2 separate regions of the Mus musculus genome follow, and region 1 is linked to region 2. A link is a loop called in an ENCODE intact Hi-C map of the cell type or tissue named here. Cell type or tissue: left cerebral cortex. All regions are shown on one strand.

Region 1 (8,000 bases), 180 kb after region 2:
CATATTGTTGTTCCTTCTATGTGGCCCCTTCTGTCCTTACTCCAGCTACTCTACTGGGAACTCTGTACTCAGGCTAATGATTGGCTGAGAGCATCCACCTCTGTATTTGTCAGGCACTGGTAGAGCCTCTTAGGAGACAGCTATATCAGGCTTCTGTCAGCAAACATTTATTGGCATCCACAATAGTGTCTGGGTTTGGTGACTGTATATGGGATGGATCCCCAGGTGGGGCAGTCTCTGTTTGGCCTTTCCTTCAGTCTCTACTCTACACTTTGTCTCTGTAACTCCTTCCATGGGTATTTTGTTCCTCCTTGTAAGAAGGATCGAAGTACCCACACTTTGGTATTCCTTCCTTTTGAGCTTCATGTGGTATATGAATTATATCTTGGGTATTCTGAGCTTCTGGGCTAATATCCACTTATGAGTAAGTGCATACCATGTGTGTTCTTTTGTGACTGGGTTACCTCACTCAGGATGATATTTTATAGTTACATCCATTTGCCTAAGAATTTCATGAATTCATTGTTTTTAATATCTGAGTAGTATTCCATTGTGTAAATGTACTACATTTTCTGTATCCATTCCTCTGTTGAGGGACATCTGGGTTCTTTCCAGCTTCTGGCTATTATAGATAAGGCTGCTATGAACATAGTTGAGCATGTGTCCTTATTACATGTTGGATCATTTTCTGGGTATATGCCCAGGAGTGGTATTGCTGGGTCTTCAGGTAGTGCTATGTCCAGTCATCTGAGGAACTGCCAGACTGATTTCCAGAGTGGTTGTACCAGCTTGCAACCGCCAAAAGGTGATATTCCTGTCTCAGTGAGGCCTGCATGGAATACAAGGACTTTGGGGTCAGTGCCAATTACAACATACATGATGGTCAATTTAATGCCTCAACTTGACTGGATGACAAGGTATCCAAATATCCTGCTAAACATTATTTCTGAGTATGTCTATGAAGATGCTTTAGAATAGGCTCAAAGTCTGAGCTGATGGATTCAGTGAAGTAGACCGCCTTCCTTGACTGTGAGTAGGTGTCACTCTCTCCACTGAAGGGATAAATAGAACATTAGACAAGAAATGGGGAACTCTCTCAGTTCAGCTGCATTCTGATCTTCTGCTACTCTTTGCCTGTGATTTATAGCACCAGCCCTTCTGCTTCTCAGGCCTCCCATTTCAGAATGAGCCATACCACTATCTTCCTTGGGTCTCCAGCCTACAGACATCATATCATCATAACCATGTATGTGTTTGTGTGTGTGTAGAACCACGGTTTCAGTGGGATAGTTGTTTATTCTACCTCCCCTCTAGTAGGTACTGAACCTTAGTTACCTTCCCCAGTAAGAAGAGAGAAGAAACCCCCCAAAAATGTCAGCCAGTGGAGAGACATGTCTCCCCTTTGTCACAGCCTCCCATTAGCCCTTCCCTCTGGGAGACTGTTAGAAGTGGTACAGGACTCAGTGAGCTTTGGAAACCTCTCAGCAGAACCACCACTTGCAACAGCCTCTCATTCTATCCAAGGGGTACTTCTATAATGTGAGAAATTTGTCAGTGCCATGGAAACAGGGTGGAAAGGATAAAGGGTACATTTTTCTAGAGGAAAAAAATACTTACAAGGAATAATAACCAAATGTGGTATATTATTCTTTAATAGATCGCATAAAAAACATTCTGAGGCGACTTCTGGGGAGCATTAACACCAAGGTATTAGCAAAATCAGGTCACTAGAGTCAGTTTTCTTATATGTGATCACTGTACTGTACTTATGTAGAAGAATATCCTTATTTATGATGCACACTGGATTATAGCAGGTGGTACTAGTTCCCAGGGATGCTGTAGCAAATTCTAAGAAGCCTGGTGCAAAACAGCAAAAATCCATCCATTCATTGTTTCTCAGTTCTAGGAGCATGCACATAAAATCAAGGTGTTGGATGGTGTCCCTTCCTGCGCCTCTGAAAGAGAATATGCCCTTGCTTGGCCCAACTTCTGCTGCCTCCACATAACCCTTGGCTTGTGTCTGATAGCCCCCATATATGGCTTCTATTTTCACACTGTCCCCTTGCCTTCTGTGTATGTTAAACCTTGCTCTACATTCCTCCTGCAAAGAGACTTGCTATTGGATGCAGGGCCTACATAGATAATCCATGATGATTTCTTCATCTCCATATCTTTGAGGTAATTATACTGGTAAAGACTTCAAATAAGGTAGCATTCCATCTCTTAAGAAAGGTTCACAGGTTCAGGGACTTAGAATGCACAAGTGCCTTTTTGAGATCACCACTTAGCCTTCTCTAGAAATGCAATAGTGTCTGACATTAGGACATCTGAAATTTACTTGAAGGTGTCTCAACAAAATAAATATAGATGAAAAATATAAAAACTATTGATTGAAGATACTAGTTAGTAGGTAAGTGTGAGGAAGTTCAGTGTACCATGATAAATTATTTTTTTGCTTAAAATCTTTATTATGAACCACATTAAATTCCTTCATTTTATCAAGAGACCCTCATTTACAGGGCTTTTGATTTTCTAAGAGGGCAAAGTATGGACACTGGGGACAATGTTTGAGCTGATATTTGGCTCTGGGGGGAAAAGATTCATTTGTTTTTTGAGAATTAGATGAAATTTTGCATATTAAGTTCCACTCACATCACATCAAAATACTCCCCAAATATTGACTACATTCCTGTGGCTGTGCCTATTTGATGAGTCTTGTAGAAGCTGCCCCTCCAATAGCCTACCATAAGATGAGAGAAACACCTATGGGAGGAGGACCCAGGAAGTCTGTAAGTTGCACACACTGTGTGTGTGTGTGTGTGTGTGTGTGTGTGCCTGTGTATGCATGTGCATGTGTGCGCTCTCTCACATGTGCATGTATAAGGTACATAGGACATGCAGAATATAATGTAGTTGCATAGAGTTTAGGATGGGCTTAGAGTAAAGAATGAGGCAGGGGCTGATGAGACAGGAAAATTCTAGAACAAGAGCAATAAGCACAGACAGCTTTCAGGCAATTGCTTACCAAGCTGTGGCTCAACACTCATTTCTCTGACACAGTGCTGCAGGAGTGAATGCAAATTCTAAAAACCCATCACATGTAGAAAATTGCTTCAATGGTAAGTGGCTGTGACTCACCCTAAGTAGAAATCTATTTATCAGGCTTCTCTGTACTAAAACTCTTTCTTAAGAACAAATATTCTGTCTTGTGAGGAGGTTGCTGTTTCTGGAGAGTCGGAGGAGGCGCCAGGATGATCTTGCCATCCCGGGGAACACCATTGTTCCAACAGAGCAGAGCTAACCTGCTCTGAGGGAGCACCCTGGTTGCCACCCTCTCCTCCCACACTGCAAAGTGTCAAAGCATCTCTAAGCAATTCATATTTCATATTCAGAGTGTCATTTCATTTTTAGATGAAGAACATGAGGCTTTTGCCTCCCTCACATTTTCTCCCGCAGTCACCAAACATGTGCAAGATCAGGCAGAAGAGAAAGAAGAGTGACAAACATTTAAAGATGGCACACAAGTCATCCCCTCCCTGGAAAGACCTGGATAGTTTTTGGAAATGACGTTTTAGAATTACTCCTTTACATTGCTGCTTTCTGATCACAATTGAAAGAATTCAAATAAGAGATAAAATAGCAAATGCTAACATTTAAGATGAAAACTGCAAGGTTTCAAGAGTGTCAATAAAACTTTAATGTGACAAAGGCAACTGCAGATGAGCTTGCCATAAAACTGGTGTCTGAACAAGTTCCAGGGCGATACCATACTTCGAATCAGAGGGGTACAGTGACAGTTCTTAAACATGGCCATACTTTAATTGTTGTGTTTACTAATTGGTGTGACTAATTCATAGTAACCACCGAAGTTTGAGAACCATCAATATAGAGAGTATTGATTTTTCTCAAAGTCACAGTGAGACTTGAATGGCTTCGATTAACATTAACTGTTGCTAATGGCTCAGTGTTAGGACTTTCTAGAGTACTTTCCAATAAAGACACAGCCCAGGATTGACTCCTGGTAGTTCCCCTTTAATTAAAGAAGGACCCAGGCAGTGCACTATCTCAGAGAAAAAAAGAGGGAGGTAGGAAAGAAAGAGGGAGAGTGGAAGAAGGGAGGAAGCAAACAAGGGTCAGGGGGACAGGGAGAGGAAAGAGGAAAGGAGAAAAAGGAAGAGAGAAAGAGAGTGAGGGGAAGGAAGAGAGGGAGGGAGAGAAGGGAGGGAGGGAGGATGGGAGGGAGAGAAAGAGAGAAAAGTAGGAGGAAGAGGAAAAGAGGAGGAGGAAAAGGAGGAGGAGGAGAAGGAGGAGGAGGAGGAAGGGGGAGGAGGAGAAGGAGGAGGAGGAGGAGGAGGAGGAGGAGGAGGAGGAGGAGGAAGCAGCAGCAACATCTGCAGCAGCAGCAGGTTGCCCATACTCACCTGGTTGAGAAGGTACCGACCAAGCTGCCTACAGTATGCCCATCATCTTCTACAGAAGCATATCGTCTGAGGACTTGAAATGATGGAAAACTGGACTCCTCGTTATGCTTAGCTAAGAACTCAAGACCCTGAAGTTAAATGGAATATAGGGTTAAACCCACCATCTATAGATATAAAAATAAAATCCAATAAAAGTAACAGCAAGCATAAAACCAAGACTTTCTAGCAAAGATAAGAGAGAACAGCCAGGCAGTATTGGTGCTCATCTCTAATCCCAGCACTCAGGAAGCAGAGGCAGGAGGATTTCTGTGAGTTTCAGGCCAACCTGGTCAATAGACAGCCTGGGCTACTCAGAGAAACCTTGTCTTGATAACCAAAATGCAGGGCAGGACACACACACACATGAACATATTTTATAAACCCTGATACCAGACTTGTAGTTAGTTTCAGATTACAAATGAAGATTATAAAAGTTTGGGAATACACAGCTCAATAGTCTGAGAGGAACAAGAAGTGCATTTTCTCCCTTCCACTCGACTCGAGCCCCGGGCTACCTTGCCAGCAGAGTCTTGCCCAACACCCGCAAGGGCCCACACGGGACTCCCCACGGGATCCTAAGACCTGTGGTGAGTGGAACACAGCACCTGCCCCAATCCAATCGCGCGGAACCTGAGACTGCTGTACATAGGGAAGCAGGCTACCCGGGCCTGATCTGGGGCACAAGTCCCTTCCACTCGACTCGAGCCCCGGGCTACCTTGCCAGCAGAGTCTTGCCCAACACCCGCAAGGGCCCACACGGGACTCCCCACGGGATCCTAAGACCTCTGGTGAGTGGAACACAGCACCTGCCCCAATCCAATCGCGCAGAACCTGAGACTGCGGTACATAGGGAAGCAGGCTACCCGGGCTTGATCTGGGGCACAAACCCCTTCCGCTACACTCGAGCCCCGGGCTACCTTGCCAGCGGAGTCGCCTGACACCCGCAAGGGCCCACACAGGATTCCACACGAGATCCTAAGACCTCTAGTGAGTGGAACACAACTTCTGCCAGGAGTCTGGTTCGAACACCAGATATCTGGGTACCTGCCCTGCAAGAAGAGAGCTTGCCTGCAGAGAATACTCTGCCCACTCAAACTAAGGAGAGTGCTACCCTCCAGGTCTGCTTATAGAGGCTAACAGAGTCACCTGAAGAACAAGCTCTTAACAGTGACAACTAAAACAGCTAGCTTCAGAGATTACCAGATGGCGAAAGGCAAATGTAAGAATCCTACTAAGAGAAATCAAGACCACTCACCATCATCAGAACGCAGCACTCCCACCCCACCTAGTCCTGGGCACCCCAACACAACCGAAAATCTAGACCCAGATTTAAAAACATTTCTCATGATGATGATAGAGGACATCAAGAAGGACTTTCATAAGTCACTTAAAGAATTACAGGAGAGCACTGCTAAAGAGTTACAGGCCCTTAAAGAAAAGCAGGAAAACACAGCCAAACAGGTAGAAATCATTAAAGAAAAACAGGAAAACACATCCAAACAGGTGATGGAAATGAACAAAACCATACTAGAACTAAAAGGGGAAGTAGACACAATAAAGAAAACCCAAAGCGAGGCAACGTTGGAGATAGAAACCCTAGGAAAGAGATCTGGAACCATAGATGCGAGCATCAGCAACAGAATACAAGAAATGGAAGAGAGAATCTCAGGTACAGAAGATTCCATAGAGAACATCGACACAACAGTCAAAGAAAATACAAAATGCAAAAGGATCCTAACTCAAAACATCCAGGTAATCCAGGACACAATGAGAAGACCAAACCTACGGATAATAGGAATTGATGAGAATGAAGATTTTCAACTTAAAGGGCCAGCTAATATCTTCAACAAAATAATAGAAGAAAACTTCCCAAACATAAAAAAAGAGATGCCCATGATCATACAAGAAGCCTGCAGGACTCCAAATAGACTGGACCAGAAAAGAAATTCCTCCCGACACATAATAATCAGAACAACAAATGCACTAAATAAAGATAGAATATTAAAAGCAGTAAGGGAGAAAGGTCAAGTAACATATAAAGGAAGGCCTATCAGAATTACACCAGACTTTTCACCAGAGACTAGGAAAGCCAGAAGAGCCTGGACAGATGTTATACAGACACTAAGAGAACACAAATGCCAGCCCAGGCTACTATACCCGGCCAAACTCTCAATTACCATAGATGGAGAAACCAAAGTATTCCACGACAAAAACAAATTCACACAATATCTTTCCACGAATCCAGCCCTTCAAAGGATAATAACAGAAAAGAAGCAATACAAGGACGGAAATCACGCCCTACAACAACCAAGAAAGTAATCATTCAACAAACCAAAAAGAAGACAGCCACAAGAACAGAATGCCAACTCTAACAACAAAAATAAAAGGAAGCAACAATTACTTTTCCTTAATATCTCTCAATATCAATGGACTCAATTCCCCAATAAAAAGGCATAGACTAACAGACTGGCTACACAAACAGGACCCAACATTCTGCTGCTTACAGGAAACCCATCTCAGGGAAAAAGACAGACACTACCTCAGAGTGAAAGGCTGGAAAACAATTTTCCAAGCAAATTGACTGAAGAAACAAGCTGGAGTAGCCATTTTAATATCGGATAAAATCGACTTCCAACCCAAAGTTATCAAAAAAGACAAGGAGGGACACTTCATACTCATCAAAGGTAAAATCCTCCAAGAGGAACTCTCAATTCTGAATATCTACGCACCAAATGCAAGGGCAGCCACATTCATTAGAGACACTTTAGTAAAGCTCAAAGCATACATTGCACCTCACACAATAATAGTGGGAGACTTCAACACACCACTTTCTTCAAAGGACAGATCGTGGAAACAGAAACTAAACAGGGACACAGTGAAACTAACAGAAGTTATGAAACAAATGGACCTGACAGATATCTACAGAACAATTTATCCTAAAACAAAAGGATATACCTTCTTCTCAGCACCTCACGGGACCTTCTCCAAAACTGACCATATAATTGGTCACAAAACAGGCCTCAATAGATACAAAAATATAGAAATTGTCCCATGTATCCTATCAGACCACCATGGCCTAAGACTGATCTTCAATAACAACATAAATAATGGAAAGCCAACATTCACGTGGAAACTGAATAACACTCTTCTCAATGATACCTTGGTCAAGGAAGGAATAAAGAAAGAAATTAAAGACTTTTTAGAGTTTAATGAAAATGAAGCCACAACGTACCCAAACCTATGGGACACAATGAAAGCATTTCTAAGAGGGAAACTCATAGCTCTGAGTGCCTCCAAGAAGAAACGGGAGACAGCACATACTAGCAGCTTGACAACACATCTAAAAGCCCTAGAAAAAAAGGAAGCAAATTCACCCAAGAGGAGTAGATGGCAGGAAATAATCAAACTCAGGGGTGAAATCAACCAAGTGGAAACAAGAAGAACTATTCAAAGAATTAACCAAACGAGGAGTTGGTTCTTTGAGAAAATCAACAAGATAGATAAACCCTTAGTTAGACACACTAAAGGGCACAGGGACAA
Region 2 (8,000 bases):
TTGTGCAGTGCCCCAGGACTCTTGAGAACGTGAATGCATTTGAGAGCAAATTGCAAGGGATTGAAGCCTTGGTTTGGGTAAGAATGGAAAAATCTAGATGCTTAGCCAAGGCAGTTCTGAAGGACTTTGATCTGGATATCTCAGGAGAATGAACTTGAACCATTCCAGCATTCACTGGTTTTGGACAGGCAAAGAATATAGTAAAGAAATAAATAAAACCCAGAATTTTTAATGGGTTTTTAGAACTTCCACTTCTGGCTGCAAGTGGGAGACAAAAGGCAAATAGATATTGTCCTAAAAATGCTAAGCCAGGATTTTTTTTCTAACCTCAGAAAAACATTGGGGTTTGATGAGGTTCAGCTTTGGGGCAAGTTTCAGGACAGTGTTTGTTCTAGCAACTTCCTCCCTTCTCTGTGGAAAGTCTGTTGGAGTCTGTTGTGGTTCTGGAAGCCAAGCTCTGAGGGCTCTAGGCTTCAGTGTCATGAGACGGGCTCCAATCTGTCATTTGCGTCTCTGCCCACATTTTCTTCAGTGTGTTTTTTGGACTGGGGCCTTCCCAGACAAGTCCCTACATGAAGGAGAGCCCAGACCCTTTCTCATCCAGTTCTTTCTGGAAGGGCCTCCATGTTTATGCCCAATCTCCCTGAATCTCCTGAATGCAACAGTCTCTGCTCCTTTAGAAGGGTGATCGCCCCGTTTCTGCCTGAGTTATGTCCAATTCCACCATTCAAGATGTGCCTTGGATCTGGGGACATTTTTTATATGTTGACTCAGGGCATGAGCTGCATAACTCATTCAACTCTGGAAAATCAGTACTGTCTTGGTCCTAGAGTTTAGGATACATCTTCTGCCAGGGGGGAAAAATGGTGACGTCTGCTGTAAAACAAAAGAGAAGAGGATGCAGGAATGTCTCCAGAGTGTAGCACCTGATTTTGTGGGCCCAAAGTTTTAATTGCAAGAGCCAAAAAAAATAAAAGAAATTTTAGGAAAGAGGATGGAGGAAAAAATATTTTGTGAGACTCTAATATGCTCTTAAAACGTTGTCCTACAGTCTTCCTGTAGAACCTATTTACATTTAATATCCATGATATAGTGTAGAATTCACACTGCCATGAAGATTGTTGGACTTAGCTCAGAGCCCAGTCCCCATCTCCTTCCACTACATCCACTTTCGTCATAATCACTGTTTACACACTTGCCTACATTCAGCAAAATACACAGTAATGCACTTTGTAAGATACATCGTCGGATTCTGTTTGTCTTAATAAAATGAATATCAAATTTAAAAGTTTTTAAAGTCTACTGTTACACGAGTTCTGAATTTATCCTCAGGGGATGCAACACCAGGGATTGGAACTTTTTAGTCTTTAATTTATTTTTGCAGCAGAAAACTAACAGTTTTATGTACTGACATTTAAAGCTTGAATGGTACATTAGTGTAATTTTCAAGATTTCAACATGAACATCGATTTCATATTTTTTTAAAGACTACAAAATTACTTCTCTTTTTGGGTATGATAAATTTTCATTGCGGCACAGAGTTCTTGTTTAAAAAAATCTTTTGTAGAATTCATATGCTAAATATCAAACCTGTAAGTGTCAAGCTTTGTAAAAATATAAGGAAATTAGTGCTTTCAAATTTATTAGCATATAGAAGCAGGAATTTTGTGGCATACATTTGAATACTAAAAGTTTTACAGTGCTGTTAAATGCAAGAGACATTCAGCAACTCTTTTGAACATTGAAATCACCAAGCTGGGGGCTATGAGAGACTCCCTATCTAGACGGTTAGTGTAATTCAGTACGCCGGGAGCCAACTGCATTGCCTGTAAAGGGGTAGATGGTGAGATGCATGGGGTAGACAGTGGAATGCATGGCTTTGTAGGTTACATGATCTCTGTACTTCACTTTGATCCTTCAGAATGACAGGTACCACAGACAATACAAGAGAGGACGATGGTGGCAGTGGTTTAATATTATCTTATGAATGTGCACTAAAATTTCATAATTTCCACATGTCATCTTACAGACATAAAAAAATGGCATTCTCAGCTTATGGATCACATCCAAGAAGGAAGTGGGTTGAATCTGTTGTCCCATCTTGTGGAAGATATATAAAGAAGAGATTAATGTTGTTATCATACATGTGATAGACATATGGGGACTGAGAATTGAGTTTGGCATTTCACAAGTCCCCACTAAAGGGAAAATTCAACTACGCCAGAGCTCTCAGATAATTTGGCAATAATCAAAAACTCCGAGTGTGACATTCTACTGTTCAGATTGCTTCCATGACTAGATAATACATTATAAATGATAAAAAGAAAATAGTATTGATAGAATACAATATGCTGTAGTGCTTTCAAATGCAGTCATACTTCATTTTGATTATGCTTCATTATATAGCATCTGGGAGGCATGATATTGCATTTGGGGGTATACATTGAAGGTTTGTGGTAACTCTGGTATGAACAAATAAATGGGGGGTTGTTTTCCCCAGAAGCAGTGTTCATATGTATCTGTGTCATACCCCCCCACATGTGGTTTGTTTCTTGAAACCTGACTGGGGTGGTGAGGGAATGAAGAAAGACCAGGTACACAAGCAGCAAATCAGGAATCAGGTGGGCTGTGCTTGGCTTGTTGAAGGTACACCAACTATGTAAAAACCCGGAACCTCAGATCATTTGGTATGTGTGGCACAGGGAGGAAGAGCTAGCGTTAGCTGGAGATCTTTGTCAGGGAGCATTCTCAGCCTGCAGTCATTCAGGAGAAGAAGCTGCAGTTGTTAATTCTTGAACACTCTGGCCAGTCACTGGCAAAAGATCATACTGGCACACTGCTCACATTTGTACCCAGAGCAGAGGAATGTTTTGCTAATTCCCTGAGCCTAACTAGGGTAAAGCTTTGCTGCTCCTTATAGACCTGAGGCATCAGGGTCCTTGACATGGATGGCTCCGCCTATGTCAACATACACATCCGCTCAGGACTTCTTTGCACACCCACTCAAGGCTTCTTTGGTTCCCCATACTTGGCAGGTCTTGCAACATTTCAAACTTTTTCAGGATTACTCATAATATTGGCATTCAATCAATTAACCCTGATGTAGCCTCTAAGTGTCCATGCAAGGAAGAGAGTTTGACTCTAGTTTATACACGAATGGAAAGAGTGCAAACCAGCCTGACTGCTGAGGTGGAAAGTGTCAGTAGACTGGAAGGGAGCCACCATAGTATTCTCATGAGTCAACACCTAATGCAGAACAACACCCTATCTAGTTCCACTTCCAAAATCTGTAAAAAGTGAGGAATCTGCAGAAGGAAAATATACTGGTAACATAAACTGGTTGAGAAGTTTTAGGGAAGAAAGCCATCTTGATAACACAAAAGTGTGGGGGTAGGGAGAAAACCGTGAGAGATGATTTAGAACTGATGTGTTTCTGGAAGATCTAGCCAAGATCAAAGGGAAGGTAGCTGGGCTAAACAAAACAATCACCACGTTTTTGGTGTGGACAAAACAACCTTCCGCTGGAAGAAGACACCATCTAGGGCTTTCATACGAAGATCGTCAATGCCTGCTTTCCAAGTCTCAAAGGACTAGATGGCTCTTGTAGAGGTTAATGACTTTGAGTTGAAGCCCCTGATCTTCCATTCTGAAAACCCTGGGGGCCCTTGACAATAATACTGTGCCCACTCCTCTTGTTGTCTACATATGAACAGCAAAGTCTATCCAGCTGCTTGCAGGGCTGACTGAAGATTTTAACCCCTCTACTGAGACCCACTGCTCAGAAAAAGGATTCTCTGCACGTGGTTGGTCACCCGAGAGCTGAAAACGTACAGTGACATGGATGCTGCCATGTCTCTAATACAACTCCCGCTCATGGAGAAACTCAGCCTTTCAAGTCGTTGTATTTAAGACACGCATCTCAGTGTAGACAGTGATCCTGCTGACAGACCTGGGGGAAGGAAATTGAACACCTCTGGAAAGAGTGCTAGGTGCTGTCAAAGGCTTGTGTGTGTGTGTGTGTTTCATCAGAAGAGGTCAAAATATTTACACTAAAAAGGGTTTGGAAGAAGTCAATTCAACCCTTCATGGATGATGGAGACGAAATGAAGACATTAGTGTAGAAGTGACTGGAGAGGTGGTGAGAATAGCAACAGAACTAGAAGTGATGCCTGAAGAGATGCCGAATTGCTTCTGTGTATGATAAAACTGGAATGGAGGGAGCATCACTTCTTACAAATAAAGCATTTGTCTTGCACACCAGTAGCTATTGAGGCAAAATTGAGTAAAATTTGGACGGCTTTCCAATCTTTCCTTACCAACTACAATTATGAATACTTTTTTTTAAAAGTCAATTCTTAACGTGGCCTTTTGTACTTCAAAATATGTGTGCTGTTTTTGTTGTTCTTGTCTTGTCCCTAGGTATTAACTATTGGAGCACTGTGCTATGTTTTTTTTCTTCCCTTCAGACAACAATATACATAACAGAGGTAACGTTTGCTGGATTTGTATGTGTTTGCTTCATTCTGGATTGACTTATTGTAATTGTTTTGTTTTCAAGAAGCAGGCATCACTTGTATTATTGACGCATCTCAGCTTAGTGCCTTGTTATTTTATGTGGAAGTAAATATGGATTTGACCTTTTACAGGAAAAAGGAAAATGGCATCTTGAGCTGGGATATATACCTGCTGAAGGTGCTGTGTACATTGATGAAATGATAATAAAAGATTTAGAATATCACCTTGGCTTTATTAACAAAGCAGAGGCAGACAGACTTTTGAGAGGACTCTACAGTTACCAAGGCTATAACTTATGCAACCCACTTCATTGTAGCATTAACTTTATGGTGGCAGTCTGTAAAGGAACTTCTGGTATCTCTCAGCTATTATGTTTGCTATTTGCTAGAATTCCGAGATTGAGGGATTGAGATCTCAATTTCTCTAATAGGCTAGTTCTGCTCCTGAGACTCAGGGTGGATGTCAGCACAGGCTTACAGCCCTCCCCTACCCAGTCCAGCTACAGAGCACATTCACTGGTTTCCTTGATCTCAGTTGTTCATTCTGTTTTTATTCTGTTTTCCTATTGTTGTAGAGCAAGGTTAGAAACTCTCTTATGGTCTCATGGTTTCACTGTCTTAGTCTTGTCTGTGCCAACTGTCTTTTCCTTGTCTTTAACACCTAAGTTAAACTCCAGTGTATTTTCCAAGTCTTCTTTGACCTTCCCAGAAAAATTCTCTTTCTTCTGGCTTTGATGGCCTGCTGTATCTTCAAAAGCCCATTTGATCCCATTTGGGTGACCAAGTGTATATTTTCTATATCCTATTAAACCAAAGTCTCCTTAAAGTATCAATCTCCTTTTATCCATTTGTATCCGTTACAGCATCCAGTTCAGCAGCCTCAGTACTAGACTAAACACCAGGCAGGATTCATCTCACAGTAAGAGCTGTTATTGGAGAAATATAAGAGAAAAATTAGTTATAGTCATGTCATTGGGTTCAGTATATTTTCACTGAAGTCTGTAGGCTGTATATACTCTCATCCACTCATTAACTCATTCAGCAACTGTGCTCTGAATATGAATAAAACAGCAAATTTCTGTTGGGGTTTCATAATTGCGAACTTACTTATATCTTATAATGTGTGTGTGTGTGTGTGTATGTGTGTGAAACAAATTTATACTATACTAGTTAATAATAAGTGCTTAAGAAATGAAGCAAGGTACAGGGTTAGATGCCTAGAGGAGAATAGCCCAATCTGGACAGGAACATGTCTTTAGGCAGGAAGGTACTTGAACAGAGACTAAAGGGATCAGGGAGATTAGACTATAGGGAGATTAGACAGCCGAGGGAAGGTTATTTTAGCTAGACATGGTTCAACAACAGCCTAAGGCAGAAATTTGGAAAAACTGACGTAGAAGAAGAAAAGATTTAAAAAGATGTGAGAATTTTACAAGTTACAGTAATAAGGTTTCCGGAATAAGAATGAAACCAGTGGGTGTTTGGAACATAAAGTGACAGAACTTATCCATGTTAGAACTCATGTGGGCTGCACAGTGTAACTCTCCTTTTTGACCATCTCCTCTCGTAAGACGGCGATGTGTCTTAGGCACCCCCACACTCTTTTCCTCATCTTTGGGGGGGGCAGGCTCCTATTCACTATCCATTAAATAATCCATGTTTACCCAGTATACTGACTTCAAAATAGAAAAGTTCCCTGAGTTATCACGACTTCAATGATACAATTTACTTGTAGAACATTCTGAGATTTCTCTATTTATTCCGTGGAGAATTGTTTTGTTTTGTTTTGTTTTGTTTTTTTTATTTCTATATTAATCCACAAGCTAAGGCTTTAACTGCAATAAATGTGAAATGTCACAGCCTTTCTTCACAAGTATCTTGTCTGAGGATAATACTATGAAGGCTTTGAAACATAGGCAAGGGAACAGCATTCTAATTTTGGCTCTGTAAATAGTCGCATGATCTTTGAAAGTGAAATAACCACACACCCATTTCTTTGGGGAATATTTACTGTTCTCAGCACCTGCTCACTGTCAAAGGACAGACATGAAAACAAAGGCAAAAACTATAGCGAGCGAGGTGGTTACTGAGAAAATACATGCAGAAACTTTGAGTGTAACCATCCCCAGGTGGCGGGGGTTGGGGGGGATGTCAGAGACTCCAAGGCTGAGGTCACCCAGAAAACACTGATCATATAAAAGTGTCAAGTGCTCAGGGAATTGTAAGGATTCTAAGGATGGGATGGGGTACAGTAGTCAAGCACATGTCGTTTTGTTTCCTGCAACTCATTTTTGAAGACGCCATCCTTTATCTGTTCCATGTGGTCTCCATTGTTTGGAGCTGTGTCTGCCTTGTCCACAGTATGGTCAGTTAGGTCATTAAGGATGACCCTTAATAGTGACTTATCCAGCTGGACCATGCAAATGAGTTAAGCAGAAGACTCCTGTGGAATTTGCTTAAAAACACTGGGAGAAGTACATCTCTTCCTTAGGATCAGTAGATGTAAGAATTTGTGTTTGCATGTGACAATGATCATGTTTCCTGCCAATGAGAGGGAACTTGCCTGAGAATCACACATAGCGGGATCATAGAGCTCACATTTGAGGAGACATATACAATAGCTAGCCATCTCACTTGAAGACAGTATTTGTAACACCCCAGGGGCACAGAATTCTAGAGGACCTCCAGTGAGTTCAGCAAGACTTAAAGAATGCACAAGAGGAGCGTGTTACAGCCACATCTGTGTAACAAAGAAAGGGAAGGACAATGAATGCTAGCAGCCTCAGATTATCACACTTTCTGTTCAAACTAATATTTGTTCATGACCAGGGAATCCTATCACTTCTTCAGCTTAAGTAATTTCTGAATTAGTCATTTATGCTAAACATATTGACATGGGGTGGGGGTGGGTTCAGGAAAACACAGGTAATCCACCAGTCCTCTTCCTTACAACCTTTGTTCCCCAGTAAGGTCAAGGTGGACTCTCTTGGGAGAATATGTGCATATTAAGAAAGAATATTAAAGCCATCATATTAGTTTGATACAAAATTCAACTGCTGTGGTAAGAACACATGTATATATGAGCTACTTAAACAGCTAAATGTGTCTTTATAATTAGCATGGGCTTTTGTTTACTTGAGTGGATACTTTGAAGTGTTTTAAAATGAGTGCTTTCTCCTGAGAATCAAAATAGTCTCTTGAAAATTTTATTGACACTAATAATTAGCCTCCTAGGTTCTTTGTGTATTGACAATGAAAACGTTAATTGCCCTAATTTTTAAATTAATGAAGATTTAATTCTGATTTTATTGTACTCAACTTCCTAATGAATCAGAGAGAATATAACCATGTGGAAAGTCTAGTCTTCATGTGGAACATCTGTTACGAAGAAATTCTACTTGGAAAGCTTGTCTGCTCTATTAACCCATCCCTGTTGCTCACTTGGAAGAAGAGGGCCTTCACTTTCCACTGTAAGAAGAAGGTGAG

The links. Hi-C counts contacts between places; a loop is a spot of excess contacts. Peaks named below come from ENCODE experiments on the same cell type or tissue, not always from the same donor. Only the 100,000 strongest peaks of a DNase experiment are listed, where the experiment ranks them.
Region 1: a loop joins it to region 2, with 2.4 times the contacts of the local background. A loop is called at or near these places in 2 of 42 quality-filtered maps.

What each region holds. Positions count from the first base shown.
Region 1 is chr6:6,485,067-6,493,066 of GRCm38, forward strand. No RefSeq gene overlaps it. Among named protein-coding and RNA genes, the nearest start is that of Gm52889, 76 kb to the right of the region's middle. In left cerebral cortex, no CTCF peak of the experiment used is centred here; a DNase peak (open chromatin) is centred at 3,273.
Region 2 is chr6:6,307,360-6,315,359 of GRCm38, forward strand. It overlaps Gm20619 (predicted gene 20619), which reads left to right. Exons shown (of 4, transcript NR_136905.1): 2 at 7,849-7,995. It overlaps Gm34749 (a long non-coding RNA gene), which reads right to left. Exons shown (of 3, transcript XR_868783.2): 3 at 5,186-5,440. Among named protein-coding and RNA genes, the nearest start is that of Gm34749, 12 kb to the right of the region's middle. In left cerebral cortex, no CTCF peak of the experiment used is centred here; DNase peaks (open chromatin) are centred at 4,967 and 6,010.